Linked DNA regions of Homo sapiens: region 1 is linked to region 2. Evidence: chromatin loops called from intact Hi-C (ENCODE). Cell type or tissue: PC-9. All regions are shown on one strand. Links, peaks and the distances in the headings refer to the core of each region. The heading gives the core; the rest is flanking DNA.

Evidence for each region. A loop is a pair of places that touch in the nucleus more often than their neighbours do. Peaks named below come from ENCODE experiments on the same cell type or tissue, not always from the same donor. Only the 100,000 strongest peaks of a DNase experiment are listed, where the experiment ranks them.
Region 1: a loop joins it to region 2, with 3 times the contacts of the local background. A loop is called at or near these places in 2 of 110 quality-filtered maps.

The regions. Positions count from the first base shown.
Region 1 is chr12:22,406,459-22,414,797 of GRCh38, forward strand. No RefSeq gene overlaps it. Among named protein-coding and RNA genes, the nearest start is that of ST8SIA1, 76 kb to the left of the region's middle. RefSeq lists a silencer at 3,351-3,430. In PC-9, for the core only: no CTCF peak of the experiment used is centred there; DNase peaks (open chromatin) are centred at 353 and 4,313; H3K27ac peaks cover 2,077 bases.
Region 2 is chr12:22,270,997-22,279,335 of GRCh38, forward strand. The region is part of intron 2 of ST8SIA1 (ST8 alpha-N-acetyl-neuraminide alpha-2,8-sialyltransferase 1); the gene reads right to left. Among named protein-coding and RNA genes, the nearest start is that of ST8SIA1, 60 kb to the right of the region's middle. RefSeq lists enhancers at 803-972, 2,412-2,581, 5,860-6,029, 5,869-6,038 and a cis regulatory region at 5,945. In PC-9, for the core only: no CTCF peak of the experiment used is centred there; a DNase peak (open chromatin) is centred at 5,035; H3K27ac peaks cover 1,981 bases.

The DNA of each region.
Region 1 (8,339 bases), core at 40-8,039, 140 kb after region 2:
AGTAGATATAATTACTGTTGAAAATTTTATTTATATACTTTTATTTTACTTACATCTATTTATTTGTTTTTAACAATTATCCTTGCTCAATATTTATGAGATATTAAACAGCTAGCCATCATATTAAGTTATTTTTCTTACTGGCAAGTTCTTAACAGGAATCATAGGAGCTTACGTTGCTTGTAAACACAGGTAGAAAAAGTTGCATGTCTGTATTATATTTAATGCAGAAACACTGAAGTCATAGCTGGTGTTTTTCTCATTTTTTGCTTTTGGTTTCATCATTAAAGATGATCCAGTAAACATTAATATACCATGAGGCTCCAGTTAAGAATGTCAACAGTGGTGTGAGTACAGAACAGAGAATGTGGCATGGCAAACTCAATAAAGGATTCATTTCAGTTTGTACCACAATGAGGAAGTTCTTATTGCTGCCAACAGTTGGGCTATAAGCCTTCATCTCATTCTTGCATCTAAGGAGACAGTAGCTGCTGGGAAGAACAGAAATATAAGACAAATTTCCCAAGTGCCAGAGAGAAGCACTAAACTACAGTATTGACATCATGCCACCATCTTGGCTTCCCTTGAAAGCAAGAAGCCTAGATTTATTAGTGCAAGTTGGGGTGAAGCAAAGTCTTCCATAGAAATCAACTGACAAAGACTTAGTATTTATATTTGTACTTAAATACATATATTAATAAAGATTAGGGCTTGGTAATAAGGCCTTGATTCAAGAGGTAGCCATCCCGATATTCTGTGACACACTTGAGAGGAAACCTAGAAATAGGAAGAAGAATCTGAATCAGACCAGAACCAGTTTCCTTGCTCATTGATTAGAGGTTACCAACAGCTCCTTAACAAGGAGTGGCTAGAAACATGTATCTCTTTATGTCCTTTATGGCTAATCCTCTTATTATGGCAATACAGGTTCAGCTGCTCTCAAGAGCTCTTTCTGTAAAAAGTTCTTGTAAACATATGACATAAAAGAAGAATGTGTTATGACTTTTGGAAACCAGGGTTGGATTAATTCTACGCACTCGTCTGTCAAGATTCTTACGGCAAAACAGAAGTAGCATTCTTTAAAGAAACAGTCCTAATAAGACTTAATTAGGAAAACTGAAAGTATTTTAGGGTACTATGTACTCATACAAAGAAGTAATAGTAATAACCAACACTTACATAGCACTTAATATGTGGCAGTCACTGTCATATATGGCTAGTATACTTTATACTTATAAAGTGCTACAGGTTGAGCATCCCTAATCTGAAAATCCAAAATCCAAAATGCTCTAAAATCTGAAACTTTCTGAAAACTGACATGACACCACAAGTGAAAAATTCTACACCTGACTTCATGTAATGGGTCAAAACAAAATTGTGTTTTGACCGGGCATGGTAGTTCACACCTGTAATCCCAGCACTTTGGGAGGCTGAGGTGGGTGGATTGCTCGAGCTCAGGAGCTTGAGACCAGTCTGGGCAACATGGCAAAATCCTGTCTCTACCAAAAACGCAAAAAAATCAGTGAGGCATGGTGGCGCATGCCTGTAGTCCCAAACTGAGGAGGCTAAGGTGAGAGGATCGCTGGAGCTGGGGAAGTTGAGGCTGCAGTGAGCCATGATCGCACCACTGCAACTCCAGCCTGGGTGGCAGAGTGAGACCCTGTCTCAAAAACAAAGAATAAAAATAAAAATAAAAAAATAAAACTTTGTTTTTGTGCACAAAATTATTTTTAAATATTTTATAAAATTATCTTCAGGCTGTACATATAAGGTGTATATGAAACATACATGAATTTTATGTTTAGACTTGGGTTCCATCCCCAAAATATCTCTTAATGTATATGCAAATATCTCAAAATCCAAAAATAATCCCAAATCTGAAACACATCTGGTCCCAAGCATTTCAGGTAAGGGATAGTCACCGTGTACTATAATTGTCCCGTTTTACAAATGAGGAAATTTAGTCACAGAGATACTGTGATGGGTATTTATGAGTTTTATAAGTCAACTAAGCTAGGCTATAGTACCTAGCTATTCAATCAAATGCCAGTCTAGGTGTTCCTAAGAAGGTATTTTGTAGATGTGCTTAAACATCTGTAATCAGTTGACATTAAGAAAATCATTCTCCGTAATGTGAGTGGACCTTATCCAATCAGTTGAGATTTTCCTGAGGAAGAAGACATTTTGCCTGTGGGTTGCATTACAGGCCTGCCAGGCTGTCCTACAGATTTTGGACTACACACACGTCCTACCTTTCTGTTTCTCTGCTACAACCTTGACCTCTAGAGACATTAAGTATCTTGGAAGTAGCTTGTTCCCAGGCACACTGCCAGTAAGTGGTAGAACCAGTACAAGGACCTGAGCAGGCTGGGCCTTGAACCAAAGACTTACCCCACCACCACCACACTACCCCTCCTATGAATTCCAGTCATTAGCAGTCTAATTAAAAATTCAAGACGTGGCCCTGTGGGAAAAAGCAAAGAGAAAGAAAAACAAAACACACATGAATGCAAATAAGTCCAGTATAAAAGAGTTCACTGTGTGTAGGGATATGCAGAATATGGAGAATAGCACCAGTCCTTACAGAATATATTTTTGAGTTCTGTTAAGAAGTCAAAATGAAGAATTTGTATTTGCTTGGAAGAAAAGGAAAAGAGCATCTCCAGAGGAGTGCATGACACAGGCAAAAGCCCAAAGCAAATTCTGTAGAATCTGGCTATGGCAACCCGCCAGAATGAAAGTTAATGAGCAAAAAGCATGAAATCTGTATTAGTTCCCAATAGCTGCATAGCCGACTGAGGGCTGGAATCAGCTGAAATTCACTCTCTCACGTCTGACAGCAAGGCTGCTGTGTGCTGAGACCGTCGCTGGGGCTGACAGCCGCTTTATGTGTTCTCTTCACATAAGCCAGCTTGAGCTTCTTGAAAACATGATGGATAGCTTTCCAAGGTGAGTGTGGAGAGAGAGAGAGAGAGAGAAACTGACTCTATTATCTACTAGGACCTAGCCTCAGAAGTTGTGCAACATTTCTTTCCTTTATTTTCTGTTCTATTTTCAATTTCAAGTGGAAGTGCCCTATTCCACTTCTTGGTAGGCAAAGGTGACGTTCTTGAAAACTATGTGGGGCTGAAAATATCGTGTTGTCAATTTTGGAAAAAACAGTCTGCCGCACAATAAATCATGGGAGATTAGTCTGTTGTGAGCTAGGCCAGTATCTCCTTTAAACGCTTGTTGATAGAGACTTGGTGGGGAGATGGATGTATCACCCTCCAGCTGCTCACAGTTCCGTCACACTCTGCAAACAGTGATCTGGGCTTTGAAACCAAACCGTTGCATTTCACACCTAAACCTCAGAGATATGTGAAATGAGTATAGACACTGTCTGTGTTTTGTTATATCACAAGTTGGGGAGAGAATGCTCAGAGCTGAGTGAGCGAGCTCAGCCTGGGTGGCCAATACTCCGCTTGTGGCATTTGCTGGAATTAGAGCTAGGACGAGGCAGGTAAGGTCGTTTTCATTCAACCTAGAAAATGACTTTGGTTCAAAGCAGTAGCATGAACAGAATCTGAATGCACATGTTGACTATTCTTTCTGTCGGTGGCACATTAGCCCGGAGTTTCTGCTCTCCTAAGGTGGTGCCATGATGGAAAGTGCTATCACTACCCTGGCTCAAATGAGGCTTAGAAAGACAAGAAACTGGCTGGGCGCGGTGGCTCACGCCTGTAATCACAGCACTTTGGGAGGCCGAGGCGGGCAGATCACGAGGTCAGGAGATCCGAGACCACCCTGGCTAACACGGTGAAACCCCGTCTCTACTAAAAATACAAAAAATTAGCGAGGCGTGGTGGCGGGTGCCTGTAGTCCCATCTACTCGGGAGGCTGAGGCAGGAGAATGTCGTGAATCTGGGAGGCCGAGCTTGCAGTGAGCCGAGATCGCGCCACTGCACTCCAGCCTGGGCGACAGAGCGACACTCTGGATCAAAAAAAAAAAAAAAAAAAAAAAGACAAGAAACTTTTCGGTCTAAGGACATATCATTTTGCTCTGATTTGGAGCTGTTGTCTATCATTCACAGTTTCCCCTAAATGCGGCTTCTATGCTTTAACGCTAATTGAATCTTGGCTAGCTGAGTCATTCCATTTTGCATCTGTATACTTGTATTACCTTGCTTCTAGAAAGACTGTGGTGAAATACTCACTTGGAGTCTGACTTCTCTGACTGGAGAAACTGGTATTTCCAGGTATTTTCCTACAGCAATAAACACATTCTTCCCATCTATTGCTGTGCCAATCTATTTTTTCAATGCCAGTACCAAGCCACACTGAGTGATTCATCTATTTTGTCAATGACTTCTATCCGTTGCTAGTGTCCTAGTAATCTAATAGCAAGCATATGGGAGTTTCAAGAAACTAGGTAACAAGATAGAGCTGAAAGGGAAAAAACATATAAACGAACTTTGAAGCAGATAAAACACCACTATTAAAATAATTATACACATATATATCCATACAAATATATATATAACTTTTTACTCTTTTGTAGATTTGTAGAAATATTTATTAAACAGTTAAAACATGAGGGATATCCAACCAAATACCAATCTAGGTGTTGCTGTGAAGATATTTTGTAGATGTGCAGTGATGAACAAGAGACACATTATTGCTACCGTACAGTGTTTGAAACAGAGGAAACCGGGACACTGGGAGAGAGTGGAAGATGCTGAGGTCAGAGAAGGAGTCAGGGGCTAATTCCTATAGGATCTTGCAGGATTTTAATTTCAGTCTAAATGTAATGAGAAAACACGGGGTGGTGGGGTTAATAGAGGGGGCTTGATCTGGGGAGCTCTATTATCTAGATGTTTCTATACAATTGTATCTGCTTTGTTGTGGACTTTTTAAAAACTTTTCTCTATAGTCAATGTGTGATAAAATTTTAAGATTTCTCATGGTCTTTGGACACTTAAACCTCAGACCGGTTTTGGAATATCCTTCCCTAAAAATTTTAACAAGGGACAAATTTAATAGAGAGACGACTGATCTGGGTGACCTCCTGAACCCCCTCCCAACATGTAATTCTGTATGTTGTGTTTTGAAAAGCTTCCATTTGTGCGATGCCTAGCATCTAATCTCAAAACTGTTCCCTGCAGTTGATAAGTGGTGTTTTTCATGCTCTTAAGTGGGAAATAGACCTCCATTTCGGGCCTAGCGTCTATACAGAAGCATAAGCCATAAAGACTTGCATTTTAACAGTTGATGCACTAAATAAATCTCTTATTCATGTTCCATTTTACTTGTTTGTCATTCATCTTATAATGAATTGTGTTAAATGCTTTGTCAGTTAAACTTCCCTAACTTGTTTTTCTTATTTCTTAAGCTTTTTCGAAAATGTTCAGTGCCTATATTATTATTATTATTATTATTATTATTACTATTTTGAGATAGAGTCTCGCTCTGTCACCCTGGCTGGAGTGCAGTGAGGCAATCTCGGCTCACTGCAACCTCCACCTCCTTGTTCAAGCGATTCTCGTGCCTCCGCCTCCTGAATAGCTGGGATTACAGGCATGTGCCACCACACCCAGCTAATTTTTGTATTTTTAGTAGAGACAGGGTTTCGCCATATTGGCCAGGCTGGTCTCAAACTCCTGACCTCAGCTGACCCACCCGCCTTGGCCTGCCAAAGTGCTGGGATTACAGGCGTGAGCCTCCACGCCCGGCCGCCTTTATTATTTAAAAAAAAAAAAAAAAAAAAAAAAAGTTGACCAGGAGCAAAAAGATTGTTTGAAACGCTCATTATATACATTAGCATACACGTGGTTTAAAATATAAAAGATACTTAGTTCTCCATAATCTAGGATTCTAGAAAGCTAGTTTACAATGAATAATGTATCTGGAAGAGGGTGGCTATTAGAACCTCTGGGGCTTTGCCATTTCAAATGAGAAAATATATTCTGTTCATAAGTGCATGGCATTTTCAGTGGTTGCAGAGACACCAATAACTAAGCACATTTGATTATAATATTAACAAAAAATTAGGCAGGGAACTTAGCAGTTTTTAATAAATTTAATACATTCAGAACTGGTAGGATAGAATAAGTATTCCTGAAGTGGTCTATAAAGTTTGAAATGGACTCCTTTCTAATCCTTCTTTGATTCTGACCTGAAAGTAGAATTGAAATTATGCTTGCAAGATTCCCACAGCTGTGTGGCTCTTTAGAACCAAGCCAAGTATAGAAAGAATCCAAGGGAAGTTTAAGCCGGCTTCTCTCTGTGTCACGTAACCAAAATCAAATCTTTCCCGAGGCAACAAACTACAATACATTATCTATTCTAGGATGGTTAAAAAAACAAATAAATAATAAAGCAAGATGTGATAATTTTAGTTAATAATGTACATCATTGTTCTTACTCAGTTCTCTGTGGAGGATCTCATAACCTAGGGAAAGAAACAGGAAGCAATTAACTACAATGGAGTCAGATACTTGAGGTAACAGAATAACATATGGGAAGCAAAGTAGACATGGATCCCAATTTTGCTTCTTCTAGTTTCAGTCCTTTCACTGATGTGCAGAAGGTCACTGTATCCAAGATAGAGCCTCCTGAAACACAGTACAGGTAGACGTATAGCAAACTGAAGGCCCCAAAGATTAATTGGCGTAAAAATGGGTATTTTTAGATAGATAGTATGCATCTATATGGGTTATCTGGTGAATCATGGAATTGCCCCCCCAATTTTTTAGACATTGACTTGAGGCTTTATAAAGGAGGAATTCTGGTCAGGGGTGGTTGCTTACGCCTGTAATCCTAGCAATCTGGGAGGCCAAGGCAGTCGGATCACTTGAGGTCAGCAGTTTGAGACTAGCCTGGCCAACATGGTGAAACCCCGTCTCTACTAAAAATACAAAAATTAGCCAAGCATGATGACAGGCATCTGTAGTCCCAGCTACTCTGGAGGCAGAGGTGGGAGGCTTGTTCGAGCTTGGTAGGTGGAGGTTGCAGTGAGACGAGATCACGCCACTGCATTCCAGCCTGGGCTACAGAGCGAGAGTGCATCTCAAAAAATAAATAAATAAAAATAAAGGAGCAATTCTATGAATAGTCATTTAGAAAGTGGCCATTCAGCCACTTTTGGAGATATAGGACCCTGTGGCTGAGCACAGATAGATCCTAGTTGGCAAACAAGGTTTTTCAACATCTGCCCGTTGGGCCACCTGAGAGTCCACCATGGCTGCAACCAGAGGCCTGCTTTCTAATTGGAGCCTCTCACCTTGGCAAAGAGTCCAGAGGTTATCCTTTCCCCACATCCTGGGAACTGGGCCATATTGAGGCTAAGAATACCTTTCTTCCTATGTGTAAAGCCTCTCATTGTTTGTATCTCTCTCTAATGGCCGTGTTCTGTGCACTGTATACTAACCAGCTGCAGCCAGGGAGAGAGAAAGGGGTCAGCTAAGGGTGGCAAGAATCCTCACTCTTCAATCGTCACCTCATCAATTGTCTAATAGAACAGCTGGGTGGTATTCTTATTTGTTTGACCTGGAAATTTAAATCCTTGAAGACCAGATTGGACAGAATACTTTTAATAGTTCACTAAAATTATACATCCTTACATTTATGAACTCCAGCCATTTACGAAGCACGTTCTTTTTTTTTTTTTTTTTTTTTTTTTTAGCAAAAAGGGCTCTTAGAGGACTTCTAGGCCAACCTCTTAATTTTCTGAATGGGAAAAATATAGCTTAAGGAATAAACTGGCTTGCCCAAGGACACATAGATTTGACAAAAGTCATATATTCAAGTATTTGAAAATTATTTATTTATTGAGTACCTGTTTTAGTCCATTCTCACATTGCTGTAAAGAACTACCTGAGTCCAGGTGCAGTGGCTCACACCTGTAATCCCAGGACTTTGGGAGGCTAAGGAGGGTGGATTACCTGAGGTCAGGAGTTCGAGACCAGCCTGGCCAACATAGTGAAACCCCGTATCTACTAAAAATACAAAATTAGCCAGGCATGGTGGCAGGTGCCTGTAATCCCAGCTACGCAGGAGGCTGAGGCAGGAGAATAGCTTGAACCAGCAAGGCAGAGGTTGCAGTGAGCCGAGATCACACCACTGCACTCCAGCCTGGGTGACAAGGTAAAACTCCGTCTCAAAAAAAAAAAAAAAAAAAAAAAAGAAGTACCTGAAACTACCTGAGACTGGGTAATTTATAAAGAAAAGAGGTTTAATTGGTTCAGGGTTCCACAGGCTGTACAGAAAGCATGGCTGGGGGAGGCCTCAGGAAACTTACAATCATGACAGAAGGCAAAGGGGAAGCTGGCACATCCTACATGGGTAGAACAGGAGGAAGA
Region 2 (8,339 bases), core at 267-8,266:
ATGTCACTTGCAATCGTGGTAGCCTTTTACATGAGGTAGGTAGTTTACGTCTGCAGTTCCCACAGGCACATAGATTTCCTTTTTCTTTCCAATAGGAGCCTCAAGAAAATGAAGCTTTGGTTGTTTCATCAGCAGTGGCTTTGATGAACCTTTTGGCTCACATATCCATTAACTGACTCAGTAAGAAAACATCTGCATTAAGGATGTTTTCAAGGCTGGAATGACTTTCTTATAAGTGTACTAAACAGAATGCCAAGCCCACAGGAAGCACTGGCAACAGAAAGTTCAGAGTTGGCCAATTTAATCCTCAATGCTTCTCAAGCACAACTTAATTGAGGAAAACTTCACAGACAGATGGAACGATAGCATATATAAACTCTATATGAATATACATAACATATCTAAATCACTCCTCAGTCATCTTCTAAGTGCCCAGGTCATGGAGAATAAAATGGTTATTTACACAATTACAGCATCAGAGGATTCTGCCACTTCCAATGTACTTTGTGATGGGTACTGAACCTTTCTTAGCCTCAGCTTCCTCATCTATAAAATGGGGTGAAGGGAAACGTAAGAAATTACCTCTACAGTTATTGAAAGAATTAAATAAAATGATAATTATAAAAAGTGCCAGGTCTGGAACTTAGAAATCATTCAGTCAATATGACCTATTAATAGCTGTAAAATACGAGAGCGCCAATCATCACATTGCTCTGGTGGCTTCCCTGCTCCAAGTAGTCATTCTGATGTTCTGTGTCCTACATCAGCCTTTCCTGTCTCCTTGTTCTCTGCATCCCTCCACTGTTCTTAGATCTCTCAACCATCTGCAAAAGTGAAAGGAAATTTCTACATATCAAGATCCCCATGGTATGACATAACCTAAAACATGAAATTTAAATTTCCTTCAGGTACCCTCTTTTTAAAGACATGACATAATCTATGACATTTTATTACCATTATTTTTATTCATATGATAACACTTTGCCTTTTTCCCCAAAGGTTTCCTGGCCCTTACTTAATCTATCTTACATCTTATAAATCCTTACCACTGAATGCTTATTTTCCTAAGCCCAAATCTTTATCTTCTAAATCCTTTCTTGCCCCTATTTGTTCATGATGCAATAAAAGGTCACCAATGAAATTACAAAATGCCTTAAGTGAACGTTTTAAGTGAATGACTATAATTTACTTTATAATTTTTGACCTGCTATGGTCTTACTTTCAAATATTGCAGAGAGCACTTTGCTACTTGTTTTACAGGGCCATTTCCTTGAAATGTAATTACAAGCTGAAAAAGCAGTCCTAGGGGATTACTTAATGTATGTCCTTTACTAATTCCAAGGACAGTCAAAAAGTTTTCAACTCGAAGGATGATTGTTCAAACTGCCCACACCAACCAAGGTTTAGTGTTCATAATCTGGATGAAACCATTTTCTTATTTAGAGTTCAAGGGGTTAAAAAATTATTACTGTCTCTGGCAAGAGGTTGTTTGGGAACTATATTGACTGGCTTGTTTCCTAAACATATTGGCTCCACGGCGCTACAAAGACTGAAAAGTATTTTCCTCCAGCAGCTGGGCCAAGATAAATTGAAAACTAACAGGGAGACAGTATGTCAATTTCAAAGATACTGGTATTATAATAGCTGTGGTTTTAAAATACAAATCCCAGTCATTCGCTTTGTGGGAAAATTGGTACAAGAATATTTGATGGCTAAAAGACTGAAGAGCACCAAGGCTCCAACACAAGAACCGACAGTCTGGAGATGCCAGCTCCTGGCAGGGAAGAGACCTCGGAACCAGTTCAGCTTTTTGCTCTGTCACTGCACTCTGCCATTTAGTTCTGGTTGGGGAGAAGGCAGAGACTGACTGAGCTGACATCTCTGACTGTGATTTTTACATCTTCAAAAACAGCAGCAATTTCTCCATTATGGTGTCCTTTAAGATTGATTTCATTGCAACATCTGAGACTTGTATTATCTAATGACACAAGAGTAACATGGTAACAAAAGCGCTCGGGGTCACCCTGTTTGACTATCTTCACAGTTAGCCTTAAAGGCTTCAGTCTGGGACAGTTATTCTGAGGTTTCTTACCGATAATGACAGGAGGCAGACAAATGCCTAGATAGACACGGGCAGGTCCTGGCGAAACCCCACCTCCAAGTTGCAGACAGTTTAAAGCCTGAAAGCCAAGCTACAAGTTAAATCCTCGGACTGGATTGAGACCCCACCTGCCCGTTTGGCACACTTTCCTCTGATTGATCCCCACCGTTCACCTATTTTTCATATACCCACACTTTCCTAATTGGCTTTCTACACTGTCATGTCCACCTTTGAGTGGCATCTTTGCTTTGACCTTTTTGCACAGTCACAAATCAATCAATACAAGCTACCTATTCTGAGCCCATAAAAAGCCCCAGGCTCAGCCATATTGAGAACTTTACTGCCTTTGGGTAGGGGGACCACCCCTGCTAAAAGCTGTTTCATCATTCAATGAAACTCCCCGCCTTGCTCACTCTTCAAATTTCTGTGTGCCTACTTCTTCCTGGTCATGAGACAAGAACCCAGACCTAGCTGAGCTAACGAGCAAAAAAATCCCTCATCATTATGTTGACTGCTTCCAATGTGAGGATTTTCCCCTCCACTCTCTATTAATGAACTCCAAGTCTCTTTATATTTATACCAAAACATAGGCTCTAGGTACACCAGGATACACTTGGTGATTGTATCCACCAAAACTAAGCAGCTGAACTCATTCATTCATTCATTCATCATTCCACTAAAATTTATTGAATCTCTACCATGTCTCAAGCACTATGCTACAAACTGAGACACATAACTCCCTATCATCCAGAATTAAACACTATCCCTGGAGAGGTTTCCAGCTGGTAAGAGAAGGCAACTTCAATCAAATACTTATAGAATTGAATATGAAGTTGCAAATGAAAGGTACCTGGTGCTCTGGGGACCAGCCCCCTCCTCCCCAGGAAATGGTTCTCAAACAAGATGTAAGGGATCAATGTAAGTTAATTAGGTAAGAGGAGGCAACAGTCTTCCAGGAAAATGGATAGCATGTGGAAAACCTCTACAGAAGAAGACAGCACAGTGTTTGTGAGGATATGAAAGAAGGCCAGTAAAGCAAGGTATGAGGATGAGAAGCAACATTGTGGAAATTGATGCTGGAGCCACAGGAAGAGATCAAGCCTTAAGGGGTTTATCTTTATCCTAAAAATCAATGGGAAGACAATCAAGGGTTTTAAGCAAAATGATTGCATGATCTGATTTGCATTTTAAAAAGCTAACTCAAGCTACAGCGTGGTAATGGACTGGAGAAGAGGCCAGATTAGATACAAAAAGCCCAGAAGATAACTTTTGCAGAATTCTAGACAAGAGGCCATTGTCATTTGAAATGAGATGGTAAAGACAATGAGAGAAAATAAGAAGTGGATGTGAGAAAAAGAAATTATCTTCACAAGTATCAAAATGTCCATCAGCTCCATCCAATAACAATTTCTTAAGAATAATATATGTCTTAAAAGAGAATAAGAATAGCGAAAAGAAATAAAAACAAAATAACTACATGCCCAGAACCAATATTGTGGCTTGACTTTTAAAATGTACGATCTTGTTATTTCAAGATTAGGATGAAGTCCTGCACACTTAGAGGGTGACTGTCCACACACCATCACACACGCCACGCTCTATCGTGAGCATCCAGGACCTTTCCTTCTTCCATCGCTGTTGCCTGGATTGACCTAGGTTGACGTAACTTGATGCCATGTGGGTGCAAAGGTTTTGGGAAAAGCAACCATCCATTTCATCATTCATTCAGCACATTTTAATTTACCACCTGCTATGTTATGTGCCAGACCCTGTCTATGTGCTGCCTTCAAAGGGCTCACAGTGTGGTCAGCAGAAAGCATGTGAGCCAGTAACTGTTATTCAATAACAATGTTGACAATTCAGTTATTGAATTGTTATACAATAATTGTTATTCAGTTGTATTAAGAGAGATATATACAAATTTGGGGGGGAGAAAATAGATTTTTAATCAACACTGCCAGGTGGTTGAGACTTGGGAGAGGGAACTGGGAAGGTTTGCAGAAATGATGCTTTGGCTGGATCTTGAAAAATAAACAAGAATTCATCAGATAAGGATAGGAAGGGCATTTTGGGCAGAAGGAACAACATGTACAAATGTGAAGACAAAACGAAAAAACGAATTGTTCTGGGAAATGCAAGTCACTTAGTAAAAGTAAAAAGTAATGAGGGGCTGGGGCTGGGCATGGTGGCTCACGCCTGTAATCCCAACAATTTGAGAGGCCAAGGGCGGGTGTATCACTTGAGGTCAGAAGTTCAAGACCAGCCTGGCCAACATGGTGAAACCCCATCTCTATGAGAAATACAAAAATTAGCCAGGCATGGTGGTGCACACCTATAGTCCCAGCTACTCGGAGGCTGAGGCAGGAGAATCACTTGAGCCCCGGGGGCAGAGGTTGCAGTGAGCAGAGGTCACACCACTGCACTCCAGCCTGGATGACAGAGTGAGACTCCGTGTCAAAAAAAAAAGCAATGAGGAGCTGGAGGAAGCAGATGGATGGCAATTGGTAAGCTTATATTAGCTGACATTCTCAGAGAGTTCATATCGTGAAGACCTTGTGTGACACTCTAAGGGATTTGAATTTTATCATACAGGTTGTAACCAGGAAGGATGAACCTGCTCAAGATTGATCCCCTGTCAACAGGAAAAAGATGTGGGCTCCTGTAGAGCTGCATGGAAACCAGATGGGGCTCAGTGCCCAAGGCCCTCTATCCTGATCAGTAGCAAGGCTTGGATTCCCACTACTCTCAGCAAGCCAAGGAAGAAACTAGCTCTTCTGCAACTATAAGCTGATGCAATAAATCCCATTTGTGTTCCCCATCCCTCACCCACTGCCTGAGCTCTTCTGTAGCTGGGGTGAGGTGCTGGCAGTGCTCCGGGAACTGGGCCTGCAGCCTTCCTATTCCAGTACTGCTGTGAGTCAGGGGAATGATATGGAGGGAGGATCTAGCGCAGCAGCCTCCAGGCAGGATTCAGCACAACACTGGGGAGTGATCTTTCCCTCAGGCCTCTGCCTACCAAGGACTGGGCTTGTCACTGGGAAAACACAAAACATTACACAACCCAGCAACAACAAAAAAACTAGTCCTCTTAGAATTTCATGCACTTTGATTTTTTTAGGGCTTGTGCCCTGTTTCACTTGTAGAATGCTTGTATTGAGTAAAAAGGAGATGTCCTAATATTCAAAGCAGCTAAACGTCCTCTTTGCCATAAAGACCCATGTAACTAACTGTGTGAACACTCGGGATTTTTCTCCTCTGTCCCGAGGTTGTCGTCTGCTTTCTTTTTTGGGTTTCTTTCTAGAAGATGGAGAAGTGCAAGTGACAGGGGCTGAGAGCACCCCCCAAACACGCAAGCTCTCAGCCATGGGCAGCTTCTCCACAGCCCCAGCTTAGCACAAGCTCCTGGAGGGCTGCCTGGGGGAGGCAGTCATGGAAGTGCCAAGGTGGCCAGATGGTTCCAGGACCACAGTGTCTTTATTTTTAACTGTTTGCCACTGCCACCCCCACCCCTGCCCGACTCTGGAGTACTGTCTTCCCCAGACAAGCAGGAGTGAAGTGGAGGGGGGAAAGCACTGATTCTCAGTTGGGGTGTTCCTAACTGAGCAGTAGGGATAGAAGGTGTGAGCCTGGGAGTGCTTTTATAAATTATTTTTCTTGTAGATTTTATTTTTAATTTATGTCTGTGACCTGCCAGGAAGAGGGGAGAGAGAGAGAAAAAGAGATGCTGTTGAACACATGACAAAATAAAATAAAATGGAAAAAAAAAAGGCCACCGTTTCTGGCCATCTATGTCATTCAACTGTATCTGCAAGACTTGTACCTGAGTCACCCATCATAGCTACACTGGCTTTCCATTCCCTACAAACACTAAGTTGATAAAAGAGGCCAAAGCCAGGGTTCTGCCCTATCTTAGTAAGTATGTTATATCTCAGTCTCTCAATCACCCCAGGGGAATGGTTGGTGCATCCCTAATTACAGAACTACAAAGCCCAGTGTAGTTTCAGGTTCCCTTTCTTAGAGGGTAGAATTTCCTTATTTTTAATAATAAAACGCAACAGCATATCTACTAGCTGCTCCTTGTCCTTCATGAGTTTTCTCTGTGAATGCTGCTCCAGCTGACTTAGTCTGCCGTTTAGCCACTTGCTCATCTGCATGGCAAGTAGTGAAGAGTGAGTTAAGAGATGTCACACACACCAGTTTACATTTTATAACAACAAAATTGGCAGAGGGTGGAGGATGTCACAGAAAGGCAAATTCATAATAGTGAACTTTTTTTTTTTTTTTTTTTTGAGATGGAGTCTCACTCTTGCCCAGGCTGGAGTGCAGTGGTGTGATTTTGGCTCACTGCAACCTCTGCCTCCTGGGTTCAAGCAATTCTCCTGCCCCAGCCTCCTGAATAGCAGGGATTACAGGTGCCTGCCACTACGCCCAGCTAATTTTTGTATTTTTAGTAGAGACAGGGTGTCATCATGTTGGCCAGGCTGGTCTCAAACTCCAGACCTCAAATGATCTGCCTGCCTCAGTCTCCTAAAGTGCTGGGATTACAGGCATGAGCCACCGCGCCTGTCTGTGAAACTTTTTTGAAAGTTCTTGAATTAGTATAGATAACAGATGATAAACCTTGACTTAACCCAGTGGCAGTGAGGTAAGAAAAGAGGGGATTGATTCAGGAAATATTTATGAAATAAACTTGGATTTGGACAGTGAAATTCAAACATAAGACCCTGGTGTCCAGCTCAAGTGACTGAGTAGACGATAGTGTCATTACCTGAGATCAGGAATAGAAGAAAAGAAGCAGGAGAAAGGGACAGAATTGTGAGCATGTAAAAGGTAAGGAACCTATGGAACATTGAGGACAGTATCCAATAGGTGCAGAACCGGATCTATTTTTACTCACTATTATTTCCCCAGGAACTAGCACAGTCCCTACCACACAGCAGTAGTTGCTCAATAAGTACTTCATGAATGAGTGGTCGAACACTTATTTTACTTACATAGAATCATGAAAATTTCAGGAAAGCATAGTTGTGCTGGCAGCAGGGCATATTTATTTAGGTGACAAGTCCAATCAATGTGTAAGGCAATCTTCTATGCATCAAATCCTTGCTTTAAATTTAATTCTAACCTTGATGTTATTTTGTAGATTTTTGATTTACATTAAATTTTATAGTTTGTGTAGAAATACTGTGTTTTTTTCTTGAGTCCAGAAATATCACTGAACTTTTTTGGATTTTAAAATATCCTCAAACAATCTCCATGTCAGGCATCTGGAAGCACCTACAAACTGTAGCAACTTCAGTTCTTACTGACCTTGGGTGTCATAGTCAAAGACTATGTAAGAGTATAACAAGAAAAGACAATCAGGAAATTTATAAATTATGGCTACAGAACTAACCATACTTTGTGAATATACTATCCTCTGAATAGTATATTAGACCCAAGATGTATATAAAATCAGAGTGGATTGAACTCTAGAAACAGAAAAATGTAAACAAAATAATCAGATGATACATATTGTATATGGGGCTGTTAGCCAGTGCTTCATTAACTGCAGACACCCCAGGTGAAGTGATTATCAAATTAATTTACAATTGCATTTCTCTCAGCACTTATTTTCTTTTTCTTAGCAAAGAGTTAAAATTCTGAAATCTCAAGAATAGAGTCTGAATAGACAGGAAAAATAAAACTTGGCAAGAAAAAAAACCTATGCATAATAATTTTCAGAGTATAAAATGTTGTCTTACCCTCAAAAAGCACTTTTGTTTCCTTTACAATCAGCAGATGTTGACCCATGCCCATCTATCCTAAATTTTCTCACCACACTTATCCACTTACCTATTTTTCTGACAAACTGCTAATATAATTTCTTAATTACCTAACAATTTTCCCAAATCCTCTCCTTACACTTAGTTTTTGCTCTCTCTGTATTGTCAGCCTCCACAGAGCTAGACATTGAAGACAGTAAGAACCTAAATGTTTTTGTCTGAAAAATTCTACTCATTTATCCAGCCTACTTCTCAATCTCTATATACACCTGAACCTACAGCTGGGGTTCAGACTGAGCCCTGAGCAATGTGGGTCAATCTTGGCCTTTAGGGGAATGATTGGGCATGGTCACCTGAAGCTATGGGAATCACTACCAAGTTACACTTGTGTTCTGGCCCTGGCTTTGAGGTATGGCTCTAGTAACTTGGTTTATGACTTAATTTCAAAACATAACCCCAGGCTGCCCTTCCAG